2 separate regions of the Homo sapiens genome follow, and region 2 is linked to region 1. A link is an interaction called in ENCODE POLR2A ChIA-PET data of the cell type or tissue named here. Cell type or tissue: K562. All regions are shown on one strand. Each heading gives the region's core, and the rest is flanking DNA. Links, peaks and the distances in the headings are about the cores only.

Region 1 (8,069 bases), core at 3,544-7,543:
AGTATGTCTAATCTAGTGACAGACATAAAAGTATCTACTGAGTATGTAATATCAGAGAGTATGTTTTAACTGCTATAACAGAGATAATGACTAGGCTGGGCACAGTGGCTCATACCTGTAATCCCAGCACTTTGGAAGGCTGAGGCGGGAGGATTGCTTGACCCCAGGAGTTCAAGACCATCATGGGCAACATGGCAAGACCCTATCTCTACAAAATTAAAAAAATTAGCTGGGTGTGGTGGTGTGTGCCTTTGGTCCCAGCTACTCAGGAGGCTGAGGTGAGAGGATCACTTGAGCCTGCAGTGAGCTGTTGTACCACTGCACTACCACCTGGGTGACACAGCAAGACCCTGTCTCAAAAAAAAAAAAAAAAGGGCCAGCGTGGTGGCTCAGGCCTGTAATCATAGCACTTTGGGAGGCCAAGTGGGCGGATCACCTGCGGACAGGAGTTCAAATGGTGAAACCTCGTCTCTACTAAAAAATACAAAAATTAGCTAGGCATGGTGGCAGAAGCCTGTAATCCCAGCTACTCAGGAGGCAGAGGCAGGAGAATTGCTTGAACCCAGGAGACGGAGGTTGCAGTGAACCGAGATTGCGCCACTGTACTCCAGCCTGGGCAAGAAGAGCAAGACTCCATCTCAAAAAAATAAAAAAGAGGGAGATGACAGCCAAGGCTAGTGGGCTAGTGTGGATGGGGTGGGACAATGAATCTACCATGTGGGGATCAGAATGGTATCTGAGTTACCTCCTAATAGTCTTTTTATTTCTCATCTCTAAGAACACATCTCAAACTATTAGAGGTGGCCACAGATTAGCTTTTACTAACAGGATGTAAAGAAGTGTTGTTTGAATCAGAATCTGAGATTGGTCCAGAACAGAAGGGGTGCTCTTGAGGAGAACTGTGGAACTACCAAGCCCAGCAGGGGCCCAGGGGCACATCTTTGCTGCAATCCTAGTCCACTTCTCAGGCTTCTTTATTTCATTTCATTTTTCATTTCATTTCATATTTCATTTCATTATTTTGACAGAGGTTCACACTTGTCACCCAGGCTGGAGTGCAATGGCGCAATCTCAGCTCACTGCAACCTCTGCCTCCTGGGTTCAAGTGATTCTCCTGCCTCAGCCTCCTGAGTAGCTGGGACTAGAGGCACCCGCCACCATGCCTGGCTATTTTTTGTAATTTTAGTAGAGACGGGGTTTTACCATGTTGGCCAGGGTGGTCTTGAACTCCTGACCTCAGGTGATTCACCTGCCTCGGCCTCCCAAAGTTCTGGGATTACAGGCATGAGCCGCCGCGCCCGGCCTACTGGATAATTTTCTTTTTTGAGACGGAGTCTCACTCTGTTGCCAGGCTGGAGTGCAGTGGCATGAGTGCAGTGGTAAGATCTCGGCTCACTGCAACCTCGGCTGACTGCAACCTCTGCCTCCCAGGTTCAAGCGATTCTCCTGCCTCAGCCTTCTGAGTAGCTGGGACTAGAGGTGCGTGCCACCACACCCAGCTAATTTTTTTGTATTTTTAGTAGAGGGGCGTTTCACCATGTTGGCCAGGATGGTCTCGATCTTTTGACCTCGTGATCCGCCCGCCTCGGCCTCCCAAAGTTCTGGAATTACAGGCATGAGCCACCGTGCCCAGCCTGGATAATTTTATAGTATTTTGTTTGTTTGGTTTTGTTTTGTTTTTGAGATGGAGTCTTGCTCTGTCATCCAGGTTGGAGGGCAATTACATGATCTCGGCTCACTGCAACCTCTGCCTCCCAGGTTCAAGCGATTCTCCTGCCTCAACCTCCTGAGTAGCTGGGATTACAGGCACCAGCCACCATGCCTGGCTAATTTTGTATTTTTAGTAGAGACGGGGTTTCACCATGTTGGTCAGGCTGGTCTTAAACTCCTGTCCTCAGGTGATCCCCCCACCTTGGCCTCCCAAAGTGGTGGGATTATGGGCATGAGCCACCGCGTCCTGCCTCTTTTTTTCTTTTTTGAGATGGAGTCTTCTTCTGTTGCCCAGACTGGAATGTGGTAGCGTGGTCTCGGCTCACTGCACCCTCAGCCTCCCGGGTTCAAGTGATTCTGTCTCAGCTGCCTGAGTAGCTGGGATTACAGATGTGCGCCACCACGTCTGGCTAATTTTTTAATTTTAGGTAGAGACAGGGTTTCACCATGTTGGCCAAACTGGTCTCGAACTCTTGACCTCAAGTGATCTGCCTGTCTCAGCCTCCCAAAGTGCTGGGATTACAAGTGTGAGCCACCATGCCTGGCCTAATTTTATGGTATCTTTAGGGACGCAGGGAAGCAGTGTCTTCAGGGGATGCCAGGTTTTAATTTAGAGACTTTCTAAGGACAGATTGAGGGCAGAGGGGAGTCTGTTGATCACAGACTGGGATTTACAGAGGATTTTGGGTTAGAGTCAAGTAATGCTTTCCAGCCTTTTCTCCATTATAGTCCACATAGAAAATGAGCATATCTGTATAGCATGTTAGAGTAAACAGATAAGGTTGCTCCTCCTCATCACTGCAGTGACAGTTTGGGAATTCCAGCCACTCTACATGCCCCGCTGGGCCACCCTTGGAGCTGGAGGGATGTATGTCCAGAGCCATATCAGGAAGAGAGTCCAGCTGCAACAGATAGCCGTCATATCTTGAACCCTGACAATGTCTGAGGCAAGCAGGCTGGGGATTAACCACAAATCTCTGAGAATTGAGCAGTTAACGCTGTGTGGTACTTAGCTTGACATGTATTGCTCCATTCTGCATGCATGAGTTATGTGATCTTAGGTAAATTCCTTAACATTTGTGAGGCTGCTTCTCCATCTGTAAAATGAGGAGATGATACCCACCTCAAATGGTTGTTGTGAAGATTAACTAATATAATCTCCGTAAACTACTTAGCACATTGCTTGGCACATAGTAAATGGTAGCTATGTAGTTTATTCCAAAAGCTATATTTTTCTGATAATTTAACATACTGATGTATTTTTAGTAGAGATGAGGTTTCACCATGTTTGTCAGGCCGGTCTCAAACTCCTGACCTCAGGTGATCTGTTCTCCTTGGCCTCCCAAAGTGCTGGGATTACAGGCATGAGCCACCGTGCCTGGTCTATACTCCTTTCTTACCTGCAGTACTTCAATGGCTTCTTGTTGCTTACCGGATAAAGTTAAAATGTCACGTGGTATAAGAGACCCAGTATATTCTACTTCCTTTTCCACCCACTTCCAATACTCTCTCAAGTACCAAGCCCTGCTGGATGAACTTTAGCACTGTGGTAGGTTCTCCAACTGGGGAATCCTTTCACACCCCTTTGCCTTTATTCATTCTATTCCCATTGCCTTTATTTATTTATTTATTTATTGAGATGGAGTTAACGCTCTTTCACCCAGGCTGGAGTGAAGTACTGTGATTTCACCTCACTGCAACCTCTGCCCTCCCAGGTTCAAGCGATTCTCCTGCCTCAGCCTTCCAATATTACCTTTAATGTCCTTCTACCATCTCCTGTTGTCCATTTGACAAACTCATTCAACTTCCACCCCAAGTTTCAACCACAGCATTACATATTGTGCAGAAAAGAATTAACATAGTAGGTTTGAGGCTATAGTAGACCTTTGAAAGGTCTGCTCTCAAGTTTGGCTTTTGGCTGGCATCTGGGAACTTGGATTTCAGAAGTGTTTCCAAATTCCATATAAAAGTGGCTCACTGCAGCTGGGCACAGTGGCTCATGCCTATAATCCTAGCACTTTGGGAGGCCGAGGTAGGTGGATTGCCTGAGATCAGGAGTTCGAGACCAGCCAGGCCAACATAGTGAAACCCTGTCTCTACTAAAAATACAAAAAATCAGCCGGGCATGGTGTTGCACGCCTGTAATCCCAGCTACTTGGGAGGCTGAGGCAGGAGAATCGCTTGAACCGGGGAGGTGGAGGTTGCAGTGAGCTGAGATTGCACTCTAACTTGGGCAACAAGAGCGAAACTCTGTCTCAAAAAAAAAAAAAAAAAAAAGAAAAGAAAAAAAGTGGCTCACTGAGTCTAAACTGTTTGTGCAAACAATATAGTTTATGCTGAACATCTACTTTCCTTCTGGGAGTGTGAAACTTTGGTTTGCACTAGGCAGAGTGGTAAGCTAGGCAGCCTGTGTAACTGACCCCTGATAAAACCCTGGATTCCTAGGCTCAGGCAAGTTTCCCTGGTAGATACCACTTCACAAATGTTGTCACAATTAGATGCTGGAGGAATTAAGTGACTCCACTGGGAAGGTACTCTTGAAACTTGTGCCCAGTTTCCTTTGGACTTCATCCCAGGTGCTGATTTTGCTTTGTATCCTTTGGCTGTAATAAATCATAGTGTAAGTGCTGTAGTTTGAGAAGCATTGGTTGCTTTTTTCCTTGTGGTTTTTAGCTTGTATCTCTATTGGCTGTGTTTCCTTTAACTGGAAGTTATATCTAAACACTTGGTGTATTTAAGTCAAATATTTTGGCTAGAATACGTCTTTGGAGATGTTGCATGATTCATGTTGTGTAGCATCTGAAGAACATAATAACATCATATCTGATTAATTCGCCAAGTGAAGCTAAATTGACCACCGGATTAGGGTAATGGTAGTTTAAACCTTCCATTATGTAAATAAGTTTCCTCTCTTATGATCAGAAAGTATCTTTGTGTGTGTGTGTGTGTGTGTGTGTGTGTGTGTGTGTGTGTTTGGATGCAGTCTTGCTCTGTTGTCCAGGCTAGAGTGCTGTGGCATGATCTCAGCTCACTGCAACCTCCGCCTCCTGAGTTCAAGCGATTCTCCTGCCTCAGCCTTCCAAGTAGCTGGGATTACAGATGTGCACCACCAAGCCCGGCTAATTTATGTATTTTTAGTAGAGCCATGTGGGCCAGGCTGGTCTCGAACTCCTGACCTCAGCTGATCCACCCAGCCTCCCAAAGTGCTAAGATTATAGGCATGAACCACTGTGCCTGGCCCTTTTTTTTTTTTTGATACAAGATCTCCGTCTGTCACCCAGGCTAGAGTGCAATAGTAAGATCATAGCTCATTGCAGCCTTAAACTCCATGGCTCAAGCAATCCTCCTGCCTGAGCCTCCAAAGTAGCTAGGACTATAGGCACATACTACCAAGCCTGGCTAGTTTTATTATTCATTTTTTGTAGAGATGGGGGTCTCACAATGTTGCCCAGGCTGGTCTGGAACTCCTGGCCATAAGTAATCCTCCTGCCTTACTGATTTTTAAGGTAAGAGCTTGTTTAAACATCTACTTTGAATGGGCACAAATGAGTTTTTACTTTTTTGAATATCATTATGGAATAATTTATTTTTTTCATTGATTCAGTGTGGTTTCTTTTTGTGTGGTTTTTGGGTTCTTTTTTTTAGACAGGGTCTAGCTCTGTCACCCAGGCTGGAGTGCAGTGGCGCGATCTCAGCTCATTGCAACCTCCACCTCCTGGGTTCAAGTGATTCTCTTGCCTCAGCCTCCCGAGTAGTTGGGATTACAGGTGCCTGCCACCGCGCCTGGCTAGTTTTCGTATTTTTAGTAGAGACAACATTTCTCCATGTTGGCCAGGCTGGTCACGAACCCCTGGCCTCAAGTGATCCACCCAGCCTCCCAAAGTGCCGGGATTGCAGGTGTGAGACACTGCGCCTGGCCCTGAAGTCAGTTTCGAAGTCAGTAAGACTCCATGACCCATTGAATCTGTGGGGAGAGGGGCTTTGTGGTGGTGGTCTAGGAGGCTTATAGCTTGAGGGAGAGTGGATAGTAATGTCACTAAGAGAGACAAATAATGTGTTAAATATACAGATTTTGAGGGGAAGATCATAAATTTGGTTGTGAATGTTCTGGGTTTTAACTTTATGTGGGACATAACAGGTGGAAAAGTCAAGTAGGCAATTGAGATTCGATGCTAGGAACCAGGACAGGAAAAACAGATTTGGATGCCAGTCACCAGGATGTAGAAAATCTCCCTAGCAGGGTGCGGTGGCTCACGCCAGTAATCCCAGCACTTTGGGAGGCCAAGACGGGCGGATCATGAGGTCAGGAGATCGAGACTATCCTGTCTAACACGGTGAAATCCCATCTCTACTAAAAATACAAAAAATTAGCTGGGCGTGGTGGCGGGCGCCTGTAATCCTAGCTACTCGGGAGGCTGAGGAAGGAGAATGGTGTGAACCCAGGAGGCAGAGCTTGCGGTGAGCTGAGATTGTGCCACTGCACTCCAGCCTGGGCAACAGAGCGAGATTCCGTCTCAAAAAAAAAAAAAAATTAAATCTTCACAATTTATGTTCCTCTGCCACGGCTCCAGCCGGTCCCTCCGTTTGGGGTCCCTGACTTCCCGCAACACATCTCCAGAACTCTTTTCACCGTGTTGCCTGTGCTTTTGATGTCATATTCAATATATTATTGCCAAATCTAAGGTCATGAAGATTTTCCCATATGTTTTCTTCTAAGAGTTTATTATTATTATTATTATTATTACTTTTTTAAAGACAAGGTCTCACTCTATTGCCTAGGCTGGAGTACAGTGGCTCAATCATAGCTCACTGCAGCCTGGAACTCCTGGGGTCAAGGGATCCTCCCATCTTAGCCTCCTGAGTAGCTGGGATTATAGGTGCACACCACCATAGCCAGCTAAATTTTAAATGTTTTTATAGAGATGTAGTCTCACTATGTTGCCCAGGCTGGAGTATAGTGGCTATTCACAGGCATGATTATAGTGTACTACATCCTTGAACTCCTGGGCTCAAGTAATCCTCTCACCTCAGTCTCCTGAGTAGCTGGGACTACTGGTATGTATCACTGTGCCCAGCTTATAGTTTATTCATTTTTAATTACACAGTAGTGGTTCTTTTTTTCTTTTCTTCTTTTTTTTTTTGTGACAGGGTCTTGCTTTGTCACCCAGGCTGGAGTGCAGTGGAACAACCTTGGTGGCTCACTGCAACCTCTGCCTCCCGGGCTCAAGCTATCCTCCCACCTCAGCCTCCCGAGTAGCTGGGACTACAGGTGCAAGCCCAAGTCCAGCTAATTTTTGTATTTTTTGTAGAGATGGGGTTTTGCCATATTGCCCAGGCTGGTCTCGAACTCCTGAGCTCAAGTGATCTCCCCACCTTTGCCTCCCAAAGTACAGGGATAACAGGCATAAGTCACCACACTTGGCCCAGTAGTGGTTCTTAAAATAAAATCAGAGCATTACAGATATATTAAGGTTTCTTTTGTCCACTCCCAATTTTGTACCTCCAGCCCCCTTTTGAAAAGCATCCTCTGGCCGGACCCGGTTGCTCACTTTGGGAGGCCGAGGCAGGCGGCTTACCTGAGGTCAGGAGTTCAAGACCAGCTTGGCCAACATGGTGAAACCCAATCTCTACTAAAAATACAAAAAATTAGCCAGGTGCAGTGGCACACGCCTGTAATCCCAGCTACTCAGGAGGCTGAGGCAGGAGAATCGCTTGAACCCAGGAGGCAGATCATGCCATTGCACTCCAGCCTGGGCAACAGAGTGAGATTTTGTCTCAAAAAAAAAAAGTATCCTCTATTATGTGTTTATTATATATCCCTGTATCTTCCTAGGCCTATGGGAATACTTTTAGATATATTTACTACCTTCAAAAACATGTGGTATTATTTGCATAAGAATATGTGTGTTTACGTAAATGGCATCACAATGAGCATATCATTCATCTTTCTTTACTCTGTGCTAGGCATTGTTCTAATTTTGACGACACAGCAATACACAAAATAAAGTTTCTATTCTCATGGACCTTACATTATCCTGCCACTTGGTTCTTAAAATTAATATCATGTATTGAGGTCTATGCGTGATGATACATGTAGATCTGTTTCATTTCTTTTTTCTGAGACAGGGTCTCACTCTGTCACTCAGTTTAGAGTGCAGTGGTGCGATCATAGCTCACTGCAACCTGGAACTCCTGGGCTCAACAGATCCTTCTGCCTCGGCCTCTCGAGTAGCTGGGACTACAGACACACACCACCACATGCGGCTACTTGTTTGCTTATTTTTTTTTTCTGGCCACACGGCATCTGTATAATTTTTTATTTTTAAATTTAATTTAATTTTTTGAGACGGAGTCTCACT
Region 2 (4,000 bases), core at 1-4,000, 570 kb after region 1:
AGAGGATTGCTTAAGCCCAGAAGACCAGCCTTGGCAACACAGTGAGACCTCTGTGTCTATAAAAAATAATAAGCAAAGTAAATCAGAGGCTGAGCTTGCAGTGAGCCAAGATCGCGCCACTGCACTCCAGCCTGGGCAACAGAGCGAGACTCTAAAAAAAAAAAAATCTGTTTGTAAAAAATTGCGTGATTTGTGAACTGTGAACAAGTTTAAATAACACCTGAGCTGGCAGAATGGGAAAGGGAGGAAAAGCAACAGACCTACTTACAGATGGTTTAAATAACCCATTTGCATTTAAATTGTCCCTACAATCTTAGCCTCTGCCTGGTTGGGAGGGCATGTTTCCCAGGAGACAGTGTAGTTTCCATTGAACTGCTTGCTGCGATGACCACCTGGACACTTTGGACACCTCATGCCGTAAACCTGCGAGTGGAGGAGTTGTCAGACCAGCAGGGTAATCCCCCTGTTTACAATGAGGGGCCAGGGTTGCTGTTATACACCACAGAGTCAGGAGTGTGTCTGGAGCTCAGGGGACTTACTGGGACATCTTTTGTCACTTCCACACCCAGTGATAACGGAAAACAAGCAATTGCCACAACCACAGCCTGACAAGGGAAGGTAATTAAAGGCTGAGACCCTTCCAAAATAAAAGTCTGGATTGCCCAGGCTGGAAAAGCATCAGGCCAACCAAAGTACTAGCCAAGGGTGAGGGAAATGCCGAATGAGTAATGGAGGAAGGAGATGACGATTATCACTTACAGCCTTGGGACCAGTTGCAGCTGCAGAGAGCTTAGTTTGTTTCACCAGCTAGCTCACCTTAAGTCTTTGTAGATTGTTGCTGGCTACTAAATGAAAAGGGATTTTTATGAATGTTTGGACTCCTACCGTCCCTCTTGGAAGGAATGAGGGCATTTTGTTCCTACAGTCGTGGAGAACTGTAGGACTGGATATAACGGGAGGGAGTGAGCAGTGCAAGGGAGGGACTGCATCCAACATCTCTTACATTTCACCTGAGATCTTTGCAGTCTTACCTATCTCCAAGGCCCTTGGTCACTTGTTGCACCCCCAGCCACTTCTGTGCTGATCAGTTCTACTTGGATGGATTCTGTCTGGCCACCTCCGTGGTGACCAGCTTGCACAGACCCAGTGCAACAGCATGTCACTTGCATGTGCACTACAGGCTTTGACTCCCGCCCTGGAGCTTTTCTATTGCTACTGGAGCAGGAGACACCATGGACCAGCGCAGCGCCTACCCACATGTGACCCAGAAGTGCAGGGGAAGTAATGGCCCGTGGGGCAAATTTTTGGCCATTAAGAGATGGGAGTGTGAACCCTGAAAGAGCCAGTCCTTCAAGATGGATCCTGAGTGGCTAAGTGGGCCTGAATTCAAAATACAGCCAAGCGGCCATTCACTGACTCTAGGTCACCCACGTATCCTGCATTCCCAGGAACCCACATGCTCATGTAATGTTGGGACTTTCATAGCTGTCTGTTCTTGTTCATCCTGCCAGAAATAACGACTGTTGGAAAATCCCATTTCGCCTCCTGAACTACTATTGTTTGAATATGGTTTGTTTGGCTCCGCCAAGTCTCATGTTGAAGTTTGATCCCCTATGTTGGAGGTGGGGCCATGTGGGAGGTGCTTGGGTGATAGGGGTGGATCCCTCATTAATAACTTGATGCTGTTCTTGTGGGAGGGAGGCAGGTCTCACTCTTAGCTCTCAAGATAACTGATTGTTGAAAAGAGCATGGCACCTCCTCCCCTCTCTCTTGCCTCTTCTCTCTCCATGTTATCTGCACAAGCCTGTTCCCCTTCACCTTTTGTCATAAGTGGAAACTTCCTGAGGCCCTCATCAGAGGCAGATGCTGGTGCCATGCTTCTTGTACAGCCTGCAGAACCGTGAGCCTAATAACCCTCTGTTCTTTATAAATTATGCAGTCTTGGGCATTCCTTTAGAGCAACACAAACAGACCAAGACACAGACCTAATCAGTAGACTATGACCTGTATCGACAAATCAGAATACAACAAGCATCAGTCAAAGATTGCATCCCTCGTTTGCATAAGTGGACCATAGTGAGAACATGGGCAGAGCTTTCTTTGTAAAAGACAACCCCTCTCTTTGTTCTCTCAGAAGGCACCTTTGTTTTCACTGAAGGATGCATCTCTCTGGTTTGCAAACTGTTCACTGGAATGAAGTCTCTCTTTTTTAAAAAAGACAATCCTTGGCCGGGCGTGGTGGCTCACGCCTGTAATCCCAGCACTTTGGCAGGCCGAGGCGGGCAGATCACCCGAGGTCAGGAGTTTGAGACCAGTCTGGCCAACATGATGAAACTCCATCTCTAATAAAAACACAAAAATCAGCCGGATGTGGTGGTGGGTGCCTGTAGTCCCAAATACTCGGGAGGCTGAGGCAGGAGAATCGCTTGAACGCAGGAGGTGGAGGTTGCAGTGAGCCAAGATCACGCCACTGCACTCCAGCCTGGGCAACAGAGAGAGATTCCGTTTCAAAAAAAAAAAGACAATCTTTGTCAGTGGAATTTATATATTTATTTATTTATTTTAGATAGTATCTCAGCTGGGCACAGTGGCTCATGCCTATAATCCCAACACTTTGGGAGGCTGAGGAGGGTGGATTCCTTGAGGCTGGGAGTTCAAGACCAGCCTGGGCAACATGGTGAAACCTCCTCTCTACAAAAAATACAAACATTAGCTGGGCACAGTGGCACATGCTGATAGTCCTGGGGCAGGAAAATAGGGTCTGGAGGCAGGGAACATAAGGCCGATTTACACTTCAGCTATAACAGGAAATATCCTCTCCATAGGGCATATGTTGTAAATAACTTTGTAACTTTACTTCATTCTCTCCATTTTCATAGGGTGTACCCGAAGTAACCAATGGAATCCTCTAGGGGATAGTTAAACTCCCAAAAATTCTGTAATGGGGTCCTTGAGCCTCTGTACTTGGGCCTGCTCCCACACTGTGGAGTGTACTTTCATTTTCAGTAAATCCCTTCATTCTTTCCTTGTTTCTTTGTGTATTTTGTCCAATTCTTTGTTCAAGATGCCAAAAACCTGGAACTCCTCCACCATTAACAGTCTCAGCTACTCAGGAGGCCAAGGCAGGAGGATTCGCTTGAGCCCCAGAGGTCAAGGCTGCAGTGAGCCGTGATTGCGCCACTGCACTCCAGCCTGGGTGACAGGAATAAAACTCTGTCTCACAGAAAAAAAAAAAAAAAGAGAGAGAGAGAGGGTCTCATTCTGTCTCTTAGGCTGGAGTGCATGGTGTGATCACGGCTTACTGTAGTCCTGACCTCAGGGACTCAAGCAGTCCTCCCACTTCAGCCTCCCAAATAGTTGGGACCACAGGTGTGTGCCACCATGCCCTCTTAATTTTTTTTATTTGTATTTTGTATACAGGCAGGGTCTCCCTAAGTTGCCGGTGTTGGTCTTAAACTCGTGGGCTCAAGTAATCCTCCGACCTCAGCTTCACAAGTAGCTGAGACCACAGGCAAATACCACCATGCCTGACTCATTTATTTGAGTTGATTTGTTGACAGGAGCCACCGGATAACATCTTGTCATCTCCTGCTGTGTGGTGAGCTGTCTCGTGTTGCAGTCGTTCATGTTGGCTCTCTGGGAATAGACCATGGGATTGACCAACACACTTAGCACCAAGCAGTAGGCAGCCCCTCGAATTAGCCCTCTCGTTTTCCTTGCCTCACTTTCCTGTTCCCTCAGGCCTGATTCCCTGAAATCACTCTCCCCAGTAAAGTATAAGCATGTGAGCTTTCAGTCAGGCTATATTCTCTACGATATTAAATATCAAATTAGTGACCCAACCACAGAGAAAATAAGGAATTTTTTTTTTTTGAATGGAGTCTCACTCATTCTGTCACCCAGGCTAGAGTGCAGTGGCATGATCTCAGCTCACTGAAATCTGCCTCCTGAGTTCAAGAGATTCTCCTGCCTCAGCCTCCCAAGTAGCTGGGATTACAGG

Evidence for each region. Peaks named below come from ENCODE experiments on the same cell type or tissue, not always from the same donor. Only the 100,000 strongest peaks of a DNase experiment are listed, where the experiment ranks them.
Region 2: POLR2A ChIA-PET joins it to region 1 with 7 read pairs; 2 of 35 experiments call an interaction of 5 or more read pairs at or near these places.

Annotation. Positions count from the first base shown.
Region 1 is chr5:177,009,976-177,018,044 of GRCh38, reverse strand. It overlaps a transcript of UIMC1 not described here. Among named protein-coding and RNA genes, the nearest start is that of UIMC1, 7.2 kb to the right of the region's middle. In K562, for the core only: no CTCF peak of the experiment used is centred there; no DNase peak of the experiment used is centred there.
Region 2 is chr5:176,438,726-176,442,725 of GRCh38, reverse strand. No RefSeq gene overlaps it. Among named protein-coding and RNA genes, the nearest start is that of FAF2, 7.7 kb to the left of the region's middle. In K562, for the core only: no CTCF peak of the experiment used is centred there; DNase peaks (open chromatin) are centred at 1,705 and 3,590.